Linked DNA regions of Homo sapiens: region 1 is linked to region 2. Evidence: read pairs that join two places in POLR2A ChIA-PET (ENCODE). Cell type or tissue: IMR-90. All regions are shown on one strand. Links, peaks and the distances in the headings refer to the core of each region. The heading gives the core; the rest is flanking DNA.

Region 1 (8,845 bases), core at 548-8,547, 560 kb before region 2:
ACCTTAGTCCTAATTCTTTTCCAATTTATCTGCTTATTCTTGAGGTGGAATGACATTTTTAGAACTTTATGGCAAACATTTTCTTTGATATTTTCTCAGATGTATTTTTAGTTAGAAGAGTTGGAGCTACATTCTAAAATGTTAACGCAAATTGTCCTTTTGTAACTAACTTGTATGACGCATTTTCTGTTTTGCTTTTGTTTTTGCAGAGTCTTATGTCATAAAGAAGTATTTCTTCTTGTAGTTGATGGAGTTATGTATATGTAATAATTTTCAAATGATGGTCCATCAGCAGTAGAATTCAATTACAACTTTACACTAATCAGACCCAGTTTTGGAGGTCAGCTGATATTGTAGGCCATTCCCAGCATCATGGATATGAAATGCCAAGCTAAGCTAGGGATTATTTTAAATGCTTTGTTGTTCTGAGAATATTTATATAGGTTGCTTACATCAGGTGTCTGTCTTGTTTGTTTTTAAATGACTCATGCCACTGAAGTCATCAATTTGAGTAATATATTTGACATCATGGTATATACTTATATATGTGAATGTTCAATATACCATCATTAGTCTTTATCATAAGGCACTATAGTAATAGGATGTCATGTTTCCCATAAACTTGAATGACATAATAATGCTAAATCTGGTTTTCAGTAAAACTAGAATAGTCATGTGTGGTAAGTTGTCATCTATTATTGATATAAAATAGTATTGTGGTTACTTTTACATATGTAACACTGTTGCTTGAATTTAAACGCACCAATACAGAACAATGAGCAGTTCTTTGACTCTCATATGATGATTCAATGTCAGCTAGTCCTTAGTATATTAAAAAAAAATTCCTGGCTTACTGTGGTAGTTAATTCTAATTTTAATGTGTCTCTAGGGACACATTTATTAAGGTCTTTTATTCACTGCCCAGTAAGAAAAGTCAGTCAAATTTAACTGAGGTATTTTTCTAATTCAAAATGGCTGACTGAACATGTACTTAAAATTTTCCTTTTCTTGGCTGGGCACGGTGGCTCAGGCCTGTAATCCCAGCACTCTGGGAGGCCAAGGCGGGTGGATCACTTGAGGTCAGAAGTTCAAGACCAGCCTGATCAACATGGTGAAACCCCGTCCCTACTAAAAATACAAAATTAGCCATGCATGTTGGTACACGCCTATAATCCCAGCTACTTGGGAGGCTGAGGCAGGAGTTTTCTTTTTCCCCAAATCTCAGTAAGAAGAAAAAGAAAGAAAAAAAGAACTATGATACCAAAAAACTGAAGAAGGTTCTGTCGGCAGAAAGCAGCATTAAGGAGAGCAGGACAAAGACAGGTCCCTTCTCTGAAGCTGGAGGAGACGGTGGACTCCGTTGTCCAATCAGACTCTCTTGGGAAAAAATATAGGGAGGCAAAATTCGAAGAAAAGGAACATATAGCTGAAAGAGACTGTTTTAATCAGTCAGTAGCTTCTGATAAAGGCCAGATTATCTATAAGAAATGAACAAGCTGTTTTTTTATATATCTGAATGTAGCGAACTTTGTAACATATACATTGAGCAGTTAAACAAAAAAGCAAAATAAGTTCTACTTTTATTTTAAAAATTAAGATAACTAAAGATATGGAGAGGATTAGATTTATACAACTAAACAGTGTATGAATTTACAACATAATATGGGTGGAAGTTAAGGTTTTTTCAGTAAAACTCTAGAATAATGCCAAGATAGAAGAACAACTTTCTAAAGTGGGGAAATGCCATGAAAGAGAAAGGCAGAGCAGTATACCTGATCCCTGTTGGTCTTAGAGCTTAACAAAGAAACCCTTGTGCTTAGAAGCAAAATGCTTCCTGTGTATACTAAAGCAAAGCCATAGCTCTTAATTTTTAGTCTGTCAACAGAGCCAGGGATTGTATAATTAATATCTGAATTCACTTCCAAAGCAATAGTGATTCCCAATTCTGCTTTAGTAATGCATTCTATAGCTACAGCTCTTTAATCACTAGCAGCACTGTCCATTAGACCTTTCTGTGATAGAAATATGCCCGATAATTGCTATCCATTTTGGTAGCCAGTAACCACATGTCCCTATCGAGCACTTGACATACAACCAGCACAACTGGGGAATTTTAATTTTATTTAATTTTAGTTCAATTTAAATAACCAAATGTGAATACTGGTTACCATATTGGATAATGTAGATTTAGGCCCTCATTTATAAATATGAGCTAAGCAGACTAAACTTTTTAGGAAAATAGAAACCATGAAACGCATGCTAGAAACCCTCCCATGCCCAGTTAAGAGAGGTAATGTAAGTCACAGAAGAGTACTTTTAAAAACCCGAAACCCGAAGTATCCTAAATTATATCCTTAATGATTCAAATAGCTTTCAAAGTCCAAAAACCAGCAAACACTGCTGTTGAAAAAAAAAAAAAAAAAAAGAATCCTGTGACATTGCTTAAAAACTACCACTGTGGTTGTAGAAATGTAAACATCTTAATAGAAAGGCTGAATAGGACAAGGTTAAAGACTAAATTAGTGATTTGGGAGATCAAGCCAATGGGCTTGTCTAAAACCTAGTCAAAAAGGTCAAAGTGATAAAAATTATGAAATAAAATTTGATATTTGGAGGCTCAAGCTAAGAAAGCTGCTCTGTCTAAAGGAAATACAGAGGACATGGAAGGTAAGAAAGAAATGATAAAAAGAAAAAAAAAACTCCAAAGTTAAGGAAAATCTTAAGCCTTCAAGTAGAAGGGTTCTATCAAGTGCTTTCTAGGATTATTGTGGGAAAAAGATGTTACCTAGACATATCATGGTGAGGTTGGTAAACTCCAGTGGTAAAGAGAAATTGCTACCCTCTTTCAGAGGAACAAAAGAGGTTAACTACAAAGCAACTGTAAGTAGGCATCAGACTTCTCATCTATTATCATAAAAAGTAGGGTAAGGTCTACAAAATACTGTAAAGGAGTATTTTGAATTTAGAATTTCTTATAGAGCTAAGCTATGGCTCGCTCATATGTCAGGGCAAAAAATCATCCAGGCTGAAAGTTTGTCAAAAAAAAAAAAAAAAAAAGTATACATTTAGGGGTGTACTCCAGAATATAAAAAGATGCGAGAGAAGAAACTGATGAACCAAGAACTTAGGAAAACTGGGTTAACTTTAAAAATGATTGACAATATGGTAGTGAAATTTAATGCTGTTGTTATATAGAATTATAAAAATAGAAGAGGTAAATCTTTTAGAAGAAAAAAAAGTAAACTCATAGTTCCAGGTTTCAACCAAACCTAGGGATTAAAAATAAATGCAAGCTAACGATCTTGTCTTGTTTGGGTGGTGGAGAAGCCACAAACAAGAAAAATCAGTATTGCCATCAAAATTTTAAAGTCTGAGTGCCTATCATTCTGGCCTTTGTAGTGTTAATAGTCTAGCTGGGAGATAAGACCAGTGTACAAGAAGCAATAGTAAGCAATCTAGTAATATTACTAAGACCTTCTTATGATAAAAAGCTTAAAATTAAAAATAGCTGATAAGTTCTTGAAGTAGATTTTTAGTTCATTAGTAAAGTGATATTTGAACTGTAGTAGTATTTATATAATATAACATTAAAAACACGGGGTTTCTCCTCTCTGTAAAAAACAGTTAACTGGATTACTTTATTTTCTGTCCTTTATCAAGTTACTTGCATTTCATGGCCAGGCACAGTGGCTCATGCCTGTAATCCCAGCACTTTGGGAGGCCAAGGCGGGTGGATCACTTGAGGCTAGGAGTTTGAGACCAGCCTGGCCAACATGATGAAACTCCGACTCTAACTAAAAATACAAAAATTAGTAGAGCATGGTAGCACATTCCTGTGATCCCAGCTACTTGGGAGGCTGAGGCAGGACACTCGCTTGAACCCAGGAGGCGGAGGTTACAGTGAATCAAGATTCTGCCACTGTACTCCAGCCTGGGCAACAGAATGAGGCTCTGTCTCAAAAAAAAAAAAAAAAAAAAAAAAAAAAAGGCAATGGCTTATGTGAATATCTGCACGAGCTGTCAATTAGCCCTGTATCTATATGCCTCCTTCTCAATGCAAATTTTTCTAAAAGCTCACTTTGAAGAAATCAGTTAGTTAATTTCTTATTTTAAACACTATTTTAACTCTAAGAATATATTGCTTGCTGTTCAGATTTATAGAATGCACTGTGAGGAAGGGACTACACATCATGAATCTTCTGAATCTTTGAGATGCTTAGCATAATGCGGAGTACATACTAGCTCATATTTTTTTGGATTGTTCCTGTAGACAATAAAGAGATGGTCATGATACAGACTGTACTTAATTCTAACCTGTGACACATTTTATAGTTTAATATGTTGGAAGGAGTCCTAAACTTGGAGTCAGGGCCACACCAGGAGTAGACTCTTCACATGAATACTGAGTCACTCTTTATATAACTGTGGGTGAGTTATACCAACTCTTTATAAGTTAGAATATCAATAAATAACAGTACCACTTATTTTCCTTCACACAAGGATGATTTGAGAATAAAATGAAAAGAATTATAGGACAAATTCAGATACAGCAAAAGTATGGAAATAAAAGGTAGTATTTTATTACAGGTAATTTGCATTCTTCATTAAGAATATATATTAATTTTATCCCTTAGATTTTTATATTCTTGTCATCAAAATCCTCTTTCTGCTGTTTCTAAGAGTGAGAAAATGCTCTCAACTGAAGTTAGGCAGGTCACATGTGAATACTGAGCTTTAAACCAAATGAATCATGGTACAATCTAATTTCTTCCTGATGTGAGTTGACTCTTGAATTCATTGTTACCATAAATAGGGTATTCTTGTGACATATTAATATGACCAGAGCGAGGCACCTATCTTTGAGGAAGTTAGTTTTAAGATGGTCATTGTCCTCTTACACCTGCCCCAAGTAAATGACTTACGAAGCAGATTTTTTTTAAAGACAAAATCATTTGGTTTGTGGACATTACCAATTATTATGTTTGTAAGACTTAACTCCATACATCCCTATTAGGAAATCTCATTCTTCTTTTTTGTTTAATACATGTTAAACAATAGTCCATCAGTGGTTTGTCTCTTTTAAGATCACTAACTTGGGGCATACCGTACCGGTTGGACAAGATCTCAAATGGTGACTTAACTTTTAATGAGTGCTTATAAAAACATGTGTGTTGCCTCATGACACTATGCAATTGCTGCTTTAGTGGTGCTTTTTGCATTCCAGTTGAATTGTACATAGGTTGGCCCATATTGCTCACCATTTAGTTAGATCTTCATTGTTTAGATCTCAGTATGTTGAAAATCTGGGAACAGCATCATAGAAAACTATATCCTCCTCTCTTAGAACATTGCTTAGCAAAAATTATGTTTTGTTCTCTAAATGAACTTTTCCAACTTCGAAATTTTGTGACTTTTAAATAATGTATAATACTCTAATGTTATTCTAGGAACAAGCCAGCATGTTTGGCCTTATTTACAAAGCAGTTAATATACCAGTGTTAGAATAAGTCAAAACACTGTACCAATGAAAATGTGTGCTCTTCCAAGTAGTATATGTGTTTTATTTTAATATTTAGAAGATCTAAAAAGCTATAGGAACACATGTTCCACTTGTAACTTAATAGCATGCCTTAAACTTAAAGATATCTTTTTATGGATTCTGCCTCTGCTGCTTCTGATTAATTTTGTGACCTCAAGCAAATCTCTTAATTCTTTGAGCCTTAGGTTTCTCATCTGCAAAACGAGGATAATTATACCTACTCGTAGCCACAAGAATGTTGTAAAAATAGCAGGGAGAATTTTTATACAGAATTAGACATGTGGTTTGTAGATTTATGGTAGCAGTCTTTTGAATAAAAATTATTTAGTTTGCTATTATTTTTATAATAAAAACCAAAAGATTTATTTTATAATAAACTTTGTAGATAAATAATTCTTCCCTAAGAATGCTTTTGTCTGGACACCTGACCAAAGTACAGCCATGTTCCATGCACATAAAATCACTCAGACTTGAGTAAGCAGAAGAACATTGACCAGAAACATAAACAACCAAGCAGGGAGCTAAATGATAAGGATACTAGAAGATCTGAGAAGATAGAAACTCATGCATATAGCTATATTTCCTTTAATTTTCATGTGGATATTCTCTGTTGGAAGATAATGTTCCAGGTTCTCTATTCCCTGTTTTTCCCCAAAATACTTATTACTCTCCCGTTAATTATGATTTGCCACTTTCTGTATATGATGATGAAGGTATGGCTATGTGGACAGTAAAGACAGAAACAGGCCAGGCATGTTGGCTCACACCTGTAATCCCAACACTTTGGGAGACTGAGGTGGGAGGATTGCTTGAGCCCCAGGGGTTGGAGGCCAGCCTGGGCAACATAGTGACATAGTGAGACTCTGTCTCTACCAAAAAAAAAAAAAAATAGCCAGGCATGGTGGCACATGCCTGTGGTCCCAGCTACTAGGGAGGCTGAAGTGAAAGGATCACTTGAGCCTGGGAGGTGGAGGCTACAGTGAGCCGTGATCCCACCACTGCACTCTATCTGGGTGACAGAGCAAGACCCTGTCTCAAAAAAAAAAAAAAAAAAAAAAAAGACACAAACAAAGGTTGAGAATCACTGATCTAGAAATTACCCACATTTCTTAGCATGTTCCTAATTTTAGATTCACTAGCACATTTGGTCTGACCTTTGAACTTATAACTAAGGCAGAGGTAATTCAGTGGGAAGAGTGAGGAAGAAGGAATAGTCTCCCAACCTTCGAGGTGTTTAGATTTGGCTTAAATTTCAGGAATAGGAATAAAGGCCAGAAACTACTGATGTAAACTTTATTTTTTCTGACCATGGAGGAAGTCAATCCAGAAAACAGCTGATTTCTGTACAGTGCAGTACCCATGTCAATCCATGTCTGAATTAAGGGACTTTAGTCATACAGAGTGAGAATCTGGGAAAAATTACATCTGGGGGTGATGCCTTTTGATACGTGATTTTGGAAAAGCTTCTTAAATGATAGCTCTTCTGGATTCCTGACTTATGCCTCTACCATATCTTTTCCTGTCAGTTCAGAGATTATTCTGGAGACTGTTTCTGCGTATGCTAGACTAATATATCAGATATCTGAAACAGTCTCCAGAATGTTTAGTCTGTAACTAAACAGTGTTTAGTCTGTAAACACTGTATGTTTCAAAGCTTTCTTTAAGTCACTTGTTTGGAGCTCAGAATTCATCACCCCAAAGAATCAGTGCTCTCAATGGTGAAATTAAAAATCAGTCTAAGATTTAGTTTCCAAAAGAAAGGCAGTATGGAATAGTGGGGCAAATGATGAAATTTGGAGTCAGAGGCGTGGCCTTGAGCTCTGGTTGTAATATTTGGTAGATGTGTGATCTTGGACAGATTATTAAACCTGCCTGGATTTGTTTCTTCCTATATAAGATAGGAATAGTACTATTCATCCCTCAAGATAGTTGTAAGGAAATGATTTAATTAATTGTAAAAATTGATTTTTAAGCAGAAGGTACTCTACACTTGTCAGCGATTTATTATTTCTCACCTACACTAACCAGTGTTGTTTAAACTATAAGAATCATAACTTTCTTTTTCAGGAAAAGTATATCACGTCCTTAATAGTATTCCCAGTAGCAGAGGTGAGATAGGGAACACATTTCTCTAGAAATGTCGGTTTGCTTTAGCTGCCTAGGGCAGTGGTTCTTAGACTTTGGTGTGCTTAAGGATCATCTGGAAAGCTTGTTTAAAATGCAGAATCCCAGGTGCCAGACATTCTTAATCAGTATATCTTAGGGTTGAGTCCAGGAATGATCATTCTTAACAAGACTCATCTGTGATTCTGATGTATGTGCTCCTCAAATCATACATGAAACTATTCTAGTAATTACCTTCTCCTGTATTTGATGCTCAGATCTGATACTCCAGTCTACATGAGTAGCTTTCCAAGGAGCACACACACTCAGTTTGTACACACTCAGTTTGTACAGTTTGTACACACTCAGTTTGCCTTGGGAAATGGTCGGGGGAGGAAGAGATTATTTTCATAGAAGCTCATTCTATCTGAATTCTTTCTTGGCATTAATCATACCTTGCTTGCTCTAGTGCACTCCCCATCCCTTAACTGTAGGTTGTCAAAGTGTTGTCTATACAACAGAAACTCCTGAGTTATAAAACCACAATCTCAGAAGGTAGGGCCTGGAAATCTGATTTTTGATATAGTCTTCAGTAGGGTCTTATAGACACTAGAGATTGAGAACTGGCTTAACAGTTGCTCTTCTACAGAGTCATGACTTTGCCTCAGCTCTGTACTAATCATTTTCTGTGTAACCATTTATTGAATCTAGATCATTTCATCTTTATGAGACAATCTACGATAATAAAAAACAAAACAAAAAGAAGCAAACCCTGGGGAAAGAAGAGAATCTGACTTCCAGGGTTACTATCTTATTTGATTCAAATGTTCGGTTTTCAAGAAAAAAATCATAAGGCATAAAAGAAAAGGAAAATATGGCTCATTCAAAGGAAAAAAGTAAATCAACAGAAACTGCCTCTGAAAAAGAAGTGATGGTGGATCTATTAGAACTTTGAAATAGCTGTCCGAAAGATACTCAAAGAACTAAAGAAAGATGTGGAGAGAGTCAAGAAAATGATATATGAATAAAATGTAAATATCAATAAGGAAAAATCCTAAAAAGAAACCAAAAAGAAATTCTGGAGCTGAAAGTAGAGTAACTGAAGTGAAAAATTTACTAGAGGGATTCAAAGGCATTTTTGAGCAGCCAGAAGAAAGTATTTGTACACTTGAAGATAGGACAATGGAAATTGTCAAGTATGAG
Region 2 (8,845 bases), core at 364-8,363:
GCACAGTAAAGGTAAGTGCCGCGCTCAAGGTCACACAGCTAGCAAGTAGAAGAGTCAAGAATCAAACCCAGGCAATAAAGTTCTAGGCATTATACTCTAAATCATTGAGCTAAACAATTTTGAAAGATTTTGTTTTGCATTTTACAAAGTTATCTAAAATTCACCTGCATTGGATTTCTTAGGGGTGCTTCTTAAAATGAAATTTCGCAGCCCAGTACATCAGATAACACAGTCTCTGGAAGCTGGGCATAGTTGGAAGATTAACAGCTCTCTTGTATAGCAAAGTTTGAGAATCTCTGTTCTAGTGAGTGTGGGAGGGAGATAGAAATTCTTTTTGGTTTTCTGGGCCCAAAAGATGCCTTGCAAAACTCTCTGAATTTTATATGTAAGTTTATGTCATCTGCAAATAGAGATAGTTTTACTTTCTTTCCAATCTGAATGCTTTTTATTTCTTTTTCTTGCCTAACTGCCCTGGCTCGACCATCCAGTACCTTGTAGAAATGATGAGAGTGAACAACCTTGTCTTGTTACCGGCTCTCCAGATTTTGAAGGGAAAACTTAAATGGGTTTTTCTTAATATATTGAGAATTCACTGTTGAAGATCATAGCTTGGTGTCTGCCATTCCTAACCTGGATTCCATCAGAAGATGCCTACACACCAGAAATACCAAATATCCTTCTAATTCATTCACAGACAGGAAGTATGGTCTTCCCAAAAGGACACCTGGCAGGAAAGCCAGGCATACATAGATTCTTATAGAGCACTAATGAATGTGAATGAAAGTCATCAGCTCTTGCCCTCCAAATTCAGCGTAAGGACTAGGTATGTAAATGATCTCTCCCAGTGAAGATTTGTTGAAGTTAAATAATGAACATTTTCAAATTATACATGTATAAGTCCCATAGAATTGGTGCTAAGCCAGCATGTCTGGGGGCTATGCATTTTTAAAAGTCCTGGGCATTATAATCCACTCCCTAGTTGATATAGATTGTATATCTGTCCCTATCTGAATCTCAAATCGAAATGTAATCGCCAGCGTTGGAGGTGGGGCCTGGTGGGAGGTATTTGGGTCATAGGGGCAGATTTCTTGTGAATGGTTTAGCAACATCCCGTTGGTATTGTCGTCATGATAGTGAGTGAATTCTCCCAAGATCTGCTTGTTTAAAAGTGTGTGGCACCTTGTTCTCTCCCTCCCTTGCTCCTGCCTTCGCCATGCGATGTGTCTTGCTCCCTCTTTGACTTCCACCATGATTGGAAGCTTCCTGAGGCCTTCCCAGAAGCAGATGTCACTATGCCTCCTGTACAGCCTGCCAAACCATGAGTCAATTAAACCTCTTTTGTTATAAATTGCCTAGTCTTAGGTATTTCTCTATAGCAATGCAAGAACGGCCTAACACACTAGTGAAGAAACACTGCAGTGTAGAAGCCAAGCTTTAGAGAAAATCTGATGTTTCCTGAATCCTGTCAAGGTCCCCACAAACAGTACTCTCATACGGATGAAGAAATAAAAGGCCATGGCTGCCTAAATTCCCCCCAAATTAAATGGTGTAAATCAACCGTCAGTAATTGTTCACAGATCCTGTGGGTCAGGATTTCAAACAAAGTTTGGAGTGGGTCTGCACCATGACATCTGGAACGTCAGTTGGAAAACTTGAAGCCTGGGGCTGGGATTATCTGAAGGCTCATTGCTTCATAGCTAGTGATTGATGCTGGTTGTTGGCTGAGACCTTAGCTAGGGCTGTTGGTCAGAACACCTATATGTGGCCTCTCCATGGGTTTTGAGCTTCCTCACATCATGGTGTCTGGGTTCCAAAGGCAAGAATCCCAACAATGCAGAAGCAATATCATCTTGTCTGACCTAGCCTTAAAAGTCATACAGCATAACTTTTGTTGTATTTTGCTTGTAAGAAGCAAGTCACTAATGTGGGCCATACTCAAAGCAGGAGAATTAGACTGCATCGTTTATGGGAAAAATATCAAAGAATTTTTAGACATACTTTAAAATCATCACAGGTGCTGTGCAAAGAAAACAATATAATAAAACATCTAACATTTATGGGGTACTTATGGGTCAGATACTCTCCTAAACACTTTATGTAAATAATCCCAGTCCTCCCTTACTCTATACGACAGGTGATATGATAATCTATGTTATAGATAAGGAATGTTCAGTTGTATAACTTGCTATCTCAGAGCATAATCTAAAGCATAACTTGCTAGAAGTAATGGTCATATGATTAAAACCCAGTCATTTGTGCTTCAGAAATATTTTCTTACTCACTACTGTATGCTATACTAGAACTGAGGAGATGTGGGATCTAGTCCAAAGTACTAATCTGGGGAGAAATCTATTATGCTTAACGTGGTTTCCATGCTCAAAGCCCCATTCTGAGGAAAGATGACATTCAACTTTATCTGTCTGTCCTATTCTGTTTGACCAGGGATAGACACCTCCCTGAATAAAGCCATCATCTGTAATAACGCTGAGATCTGGAGGAAGAGCTCTGTAGCACTACTGCAGAGTTGCTACATGAACCCATCAGATCCTCCCTCCAGGAACTCGAATGTAAATCCATTCAAGAGAAGTCAACCCTTGGAAGATGGACAGAAGGGAAAAGACACACAGAAAATAAGCCAGAAAGCATCCACAGGAAGCAGAAGCTCTGGCAAGCAGGAATTAAGAAACAGAGAAAAGGAAAGTGGAAACATATGAATGCATGTAAACAATAGCAGTAAAAGCAAGGCAGAAAGTAGTTAGTGCCCATAACAGCAAAGGACTGAAGCAGGCAGACAGATACCTACATTTAAGGAGTATCTGCCAGAGCAAAAGAAGTAGATTGGGTATAAATTCACCTTATGTGCCTGCAGTGTTTAGTGCTTGGTGAGGTTTGGTCATGTTACCGCTGACATCTGCTACCCCTGTGTGTCCTTAAAATCAATCCTTATTATCTGATGTAACCATGAACTTCTCTTTCATTCCTTATGGCTTAAAATACCTTACCCACCAACTGTGCTATTAATGACTTGTGTGGCCCGAGATAGGTCACTTCCCTTGTCTACCTCGGTTTTCTTGGTGACAAGATGAGGGTTTGACCAGGTGATATCTAAGTTCACTTCCAGCTCCAATGCATATTATTTTGAACTTTAGCATGAAAGGGTTTGGTCACAGTTCTATTGCAAAATCCTGGAAATATCACCACCTTCTTTATTTCCAGCCCCTTCTCCAGCCACAGAGCGCTTTAAACTTGAGACTCGCCTCATAAGGAATCTAAATGCAGTGCCACTGTGCAAATTAGCTGTGCAGCATCCCAGGGGCACCCCAAGCAGGCTTGCCCAGCCTCATGCAATGCTTTCTGTTGAGCTATCAGGAGAGTGTATGCTCTGGCCCCATCTCTCCATTCTCAAGATACTTTTTCAACCCCTACTAGAAAGAGATGAAAACAAACTATGGGAAGTTGCAAACATGTTGATGGGAATTGAGGTAAAATGCAGAAAGGTTGCTGGGTCTGGTGTGGTTGGAGGTGACTATACCACTGTCCGAAGGAAATCTGGAAGGGATGATTTTACAGGTTTTACTTAAAATTTCATTTCTGGCCGGGCGCGGTGGCTCGCGCCTGTAATCTTAGCATTTTGGGAGACCAAAGTAGGCAGATCACTTGAGGTCAGGAGTTCGAGACCAGCCTGGCCAACATAGTGAAAACCCGTCTCTACTAAAAATACAAACATTAACCAGGACTGGTGGTGCGTGCCTGTGGTCCTAGCTACTCGGAAGGCTGAGGCAGGAGAATCGCTTGAACCTGGGAGGCAGAGGTTATAGTGAGCTGAGATTGTGCTACTGCACTCCAGCCTGGGCAACAGAGTAATAATAATAATAATAATAAATTTCCTCCCAAGAAGGATTTATAACAGAATAATCCAGCATTTGCGTTTGTAAGACATGGGCCCACAGGACTCTTGTGTTAACCTCTGCCCTCTCACACACTTTCATCTGCTCCATCCCTGCATGAGTTTGGGTTTAAAGGAAACCTAGGCAGAGCTCCAGGCAGAACATTTGGAGACCTGGAAATGGTCTTGCCTGTGAGACCAGCTTATTGTGTGACTGTAGGCAAAAACTTCTTGGGGTTCTCAGTTTTTCCACTTGTATTAAAGATGATATTGTCTATTTCTTCTTATGTCAATGGAATTCTATGCCAGTTAATGAGACACTGGGCTCTATTGTCCCCAGTTTCTCAGTCAATCCCTTGCACTAAGCCAAATGTTCAGAGAGAGATGTAGGTTAACTCTTTCAGGCCTTCAGGGAATTGCTTTATGTATCACGAGTGCATTGAACTAAATAGCATTCTTGCATGGTATGCTTAGTGCAGTACCGGAATGCACTGAATGGTATGAATAGTACTCTAGAGGCTTGAAAGAGTTAATGGGCCTGCCTCTGGGAGTGCTGACTGAATGCCAAGACATGACATAAGATACAAGAAAGAGAGGCTAAAAAATCTTTACATGGGGGAAAAATTTAGTGATCCATTAGTAACCACTGAACTGTACTTTCTTCTCACCCTGCCCCTTTCCCAATCTCTCTCTCTCTCTCTGTCTCAAACACACACACACACACACACACACACACAAACACCTTGATATCATGTTACTGACCAGACTGGGAAAACTAAACTGAGCTGAGGGCTGAAAATGTGCCTTGAGTTCTTGGAAAAGGAAATAAATACACATTACCCTGGACTGCCCCTTTGTATTCATTGGATGGGGGATTTTTTTTCCCCTCCTATTCACAGAAGCACCATTACTAACCTGAGAGTTATGGTTGGTTTATTTCAAACCTGGGAGCCAATGAATAAATACCCCTCTGTGAGTCTACTAAGAAACTTCGAGTAACATGTAGTAAAACACTGCTGATTGCTCATTAGCCAGAATATAATGTCAAAATTTCTAAGCTTGAAATTCAAGGAACTTCCCTGCCTGATTTTGACCTACATTTTCTACCACTAGAATGGAAGCTTCTTAGGAGCAATGACTGCTCACATTGTTCATTATGGCATTATGTGTCTGTCTTTTTGACCCTGAAGATTTGTGAGCCCAAGGGCAGTCTGATGTCCTGGTGTATTTGGGAACTTTTCTGTTAATATGCCAGAACAGCTGCAGCCTCTTTCTCTATGTCTCTTCGTTTTTTTTTTTTTTTCTGTGTCCTCATTCTTTGTGCTCACTCTTCTCTTACCTCCACCCCCTTAAATTGGCTGAATGAAGATTGTTTGGGTTTTTTTTTGGCTCATGTTCATGGAATTCACTGATCTTACCATGTTCCCCATCATCCTGAAGCAGCTGGATTGATAGAATGGTGGAATGGCTTTTTGAAGTCACCATTACAATGCCAACTAGGTGACAATACTTTGCAGAGTGGGGGCAAAGTTATCCAGAAGGCCATGTATGCTCTGAATTAGTGTCCAATATATGGTACTGTTTCTCCCATAGCCAGGATTCACAGGTCCAGGAATCAGGGGATGGAAGTGGAGGTGGCACCACTCAACATCACCCCTAGTTATCCACCAGCAAAATTTTTGCTACCTGTTCCCATGACATTATGTTCTGCTGGCCTAGAGGTCTTAGTTCCAGAGGAAAGAACGCTGCCACCAGGAGACACAACAACGATTCCATTAAACCAGAAGTTAAGATTGCCACCTGGACACTTTGGGCTCCTCCTACCTTTAAGTCAACAGGCTAAGAAGGGAGTTACAGTGTTGGCTGGGGTGATTGACCCTTACTACCAAGATGAAATCAGTCTACTACTCCACAACAGAGGTAAAGAAGAGTACACATGGAATACAAAAGATCCATTATGGCATCTCTTAGTATTGCTATGCCTTGTGATTAATGTCAATGAGACACTACAACAGTCCAATCCAGGCAGGACTACAAATGACCTAGACCCCTCAGGAATGAAGGTTCGGGTCACTCCACCAGGAAAAAAGCCACTACCTGCTGAGGTGCTTGCTGAAGGCAAAGGGAATACAGGATGGGTAGTAGAAGAAGGTAGGCATCAATACTAGCTATGACCATGTGACCAGCTGCAGAAACGAGGACGGTAATTGTCATGAGTATTTCCTCCTTCTTTTGTTAAAAACATGTTTGTGCATGTACACACTTGCACTAAGAAAATATCTTCATTTTATTTCCTTTTCCTTTATCACGTGACATAAGACTTATTGACTTCATATCAGCATTTAAGTATTGCTAACTTTATGTAATAGTATTTTGGGTTTGGGATTGGTGCATTTCTGGTTGTACAAAGGACAGTTGTATTATGTTAGGTGTAATTATGAGCTCGCTCATTATTGTCTTTATTTGAAGATTATGTATGATCTCAGGAGATTTGTATGGGTTCAAGTTGACAAGGGGTAGACTTGTGTTGTTTAATACTAAGTGTCAACTTGATTGAAGGATACAAAGTATTGATCCTGGGTGTGTCTGTGAGGGTGTTGCCAAGAGATTAACATTTGAGTCAGTGAGCTGGGGAAGGCAGACCCATCCTTAATCTGGTGGACACAATCTAATCAGCTGCCAGTGAATATAAAGCAGGCAGAAAAATGTGAAAAGGAGAGATGGGTCTAGCTTCCCAGGCTACATCGTTCCCCTGTGCTGGATGCTTCCTGCCCTCGAACATTGGATGCCAAGTTCTTCAGTTTTGAGACTTGGACTGGCTCTCCTTGCTCCTCAGCTTGCAGACAGCCTATTGTGGGACCTTGTGATCATGTAAATTAATACTTAATAAACTCCTCTTTTTATATATATATATCTCATATATATATATATATCTCATATATATATATATCTCATATATATATATATATATATGTATCTATAGCCTATTAGTTCTGACTCTCTAAGAGAATCCTGACTAATACAGTTAACCATTTTTATTATTTAGTAAAACAATAAAAAATTGACATTCTTTGTTTTGTCTGTCCCTCCCATTCTTCCTTTCCCAAAAAACTATTGGTCCATGAGATCCAAAATATTCAGATCTATTCAACTAAATGTTATGGTTTCTAGGAGCATGGCCCATGCTTTAATGTTTCTTTTAAGCATATAATATTATGTAAACAGCTGCTCAAATGTTCTGATAAAGTGCTTGTTTCAATTTATTGTCCCAGTTTCTTCTAAGCCTGTTGGTATACCTGCATGGCTAAATGCAATATGTCTCTACAGTGACATGAATAACATATTTATGCATATATATTTACTTAATACCATTTGGTAAGTGTTAATTAAATATCAACTCTCTCAAAATTTAAAATTTCCATTGTAAATTTTTTTTAAAAAATATTTTCTTTAACAAATGATCAAGAGTAATGCTATAAGAACAACAACAAAAATGCAAACTGGGAAAAATCTCCCCTGAGGCTCAGACAATCTGCTGCCTTTTGGTATAATTCACTCAGGGATAAGAAGATCTTAGAAAATGCATGATAAAGAATAGACAACAAACAGTAAATACTCTGGTTGAATTTAATTAGCAGTGATCTTCATGATACTAAAGTGATTGTTTTTTAAACATCTCTGTCCCTGACAATTAGCCACGGTGAAGAAGGCGGCAATAACTGTCTAAAAGGTAAGCACTGTGGCTTCAAGGTAACACAGCAGAAGCTAAGAAAGGTGCTTTCCGCAACATTTAGGCTGTTCTACAAAGAAGTATGGGAGCATGGAAATGGAAAGGTAGAAACAAAGGAATCAGAGTTGTAAGTGTAGAAATGCACCTTTGGAGAGAAGGAGGATATTTCCTTCTCCTTTTCCACTTTTATAATCCTCAGTTTTGTTTTGTTGTTGTTGTTTTTGAGACAGTCTCACTCTGTCACCCAGGCTGGAATGCGGTGGTGCAGTCTCAGCTCACTGCAACCTCCACCTTCTGGGTTCAAGCGATTCTCCTGCCTCAGCCTCCCATGTATCTGGGTTTACAAGCGCACGCCACCACGCGTGGCTAACTTTTGTATTTTTAGTAGAGATAGGGTTTCACCATGTTAGTCAGGCTGGTCTCGAACTCCTGACCTCCTGATCTGCCTGCCTCGGCCTCCCAAAGTGCTGTGATTACAGGCGTGAGCCACTGCGCTTGGCCTTTTTTTTTTTTTTTTTTAAATGCCTGTTTTCTATACAAAATCTACATCCAAAACTCCTTTAGGCTATATTTTTTTCAAGGCTGAAGTAAGGGAGTAATCCTAATTTCTTTCACAGATTTCAATTTCAGCTACTATATGAATCACAGGCTGGGCAGATTAGAAATTTATGAGGAATAATCCAAATGGCAGAATCTTGAGAGTAATTCTTGTTTGAAGCACAGATCTTTTTCTTTTACATTTTCCTTATATGAGTTTTAAATTTCTTGAGTAAGGTAGTGAGAAATTTCTTGAGTAAGGTAGTGTGGGGAAAATGGGGACATTATTTCTGAGATTTTATTAGGATAGCAGAGAGGCACAGGTGCATAGCATAATTATCCTATCTACACTCAATTTCATTGCCAAGTAGGGCCAGTTGGTGCTTCTAAGGATTCCTCTTGACTGACAGATCACAGAAACTTGACCACTGAGGCATGAGGCATGATAGGGCGACCACTCTTGTTTCCAAAATGTGAAAGAAGCCCTAAAATTTCAAGGGGAGCAGCTGAATTAATATTACTAGGGAGGTACAAAACTTCCTAATGAAAGTGTTTTCAAGGCTCCTCTTCAGCTGACATATGTCACAGCCTGACAGGTTCTTTTTGCCTGCTTCCCAGAAATACCAATGCACTAAGAACGGCAGGTATTGCAGCAAAGAGAGTTTAATTTGCAGGGCCAGCCAAGTGGAAGG

Evidence for each region. ChIA-PET counts read pairs that join two places held together with the same protein. Peaks named below come from ENCODE experiments on the same cell type or tissue, not always from the same donor. Only the 100,000 strongest peaks of a DNase experiment are listed, where the experiment ranks them.
Region 1: POLR2A ChIA-PET joins it to region 2 with 6 read pairs; 1 of 35 experiments calls an interaction of 5 or more read pairs at or near these places.

The regions. Positions count from the first base shown.
Region 1 is chr9:71,924,229-71,933,073 of GRCh38, forward strand. The region is part of intron 1 of C9orf85 (chromosome 9 open reading frame 85); the gene reads left to right. Among named protein-coding and RNA genes, the nearest start is that of C9orf85, 17 kb to the left of the region's middle. In IMR-90, for the core only: no CTCF peak of the experiment used is centred there; a DNase peak (open chromatin) is centred at 5,203.
Region 2 is chr9:72,481,665-72,490,509 of GRCh38, forward strand. LOC105376080 (a long non-coding RNA gene) reads left to right here. Exons shown (of 3, transcript XR_929925.3): 3 at 2,443-5,645. Among named protein-coding and RNA genes, the nearest start is that of TMC1, 36 kb to the right of the region's middle. In IMR-90, for the core only: no CTCF peak of the experiment used is centred there; a DNase peak (open chromatin) is centred at 4,497.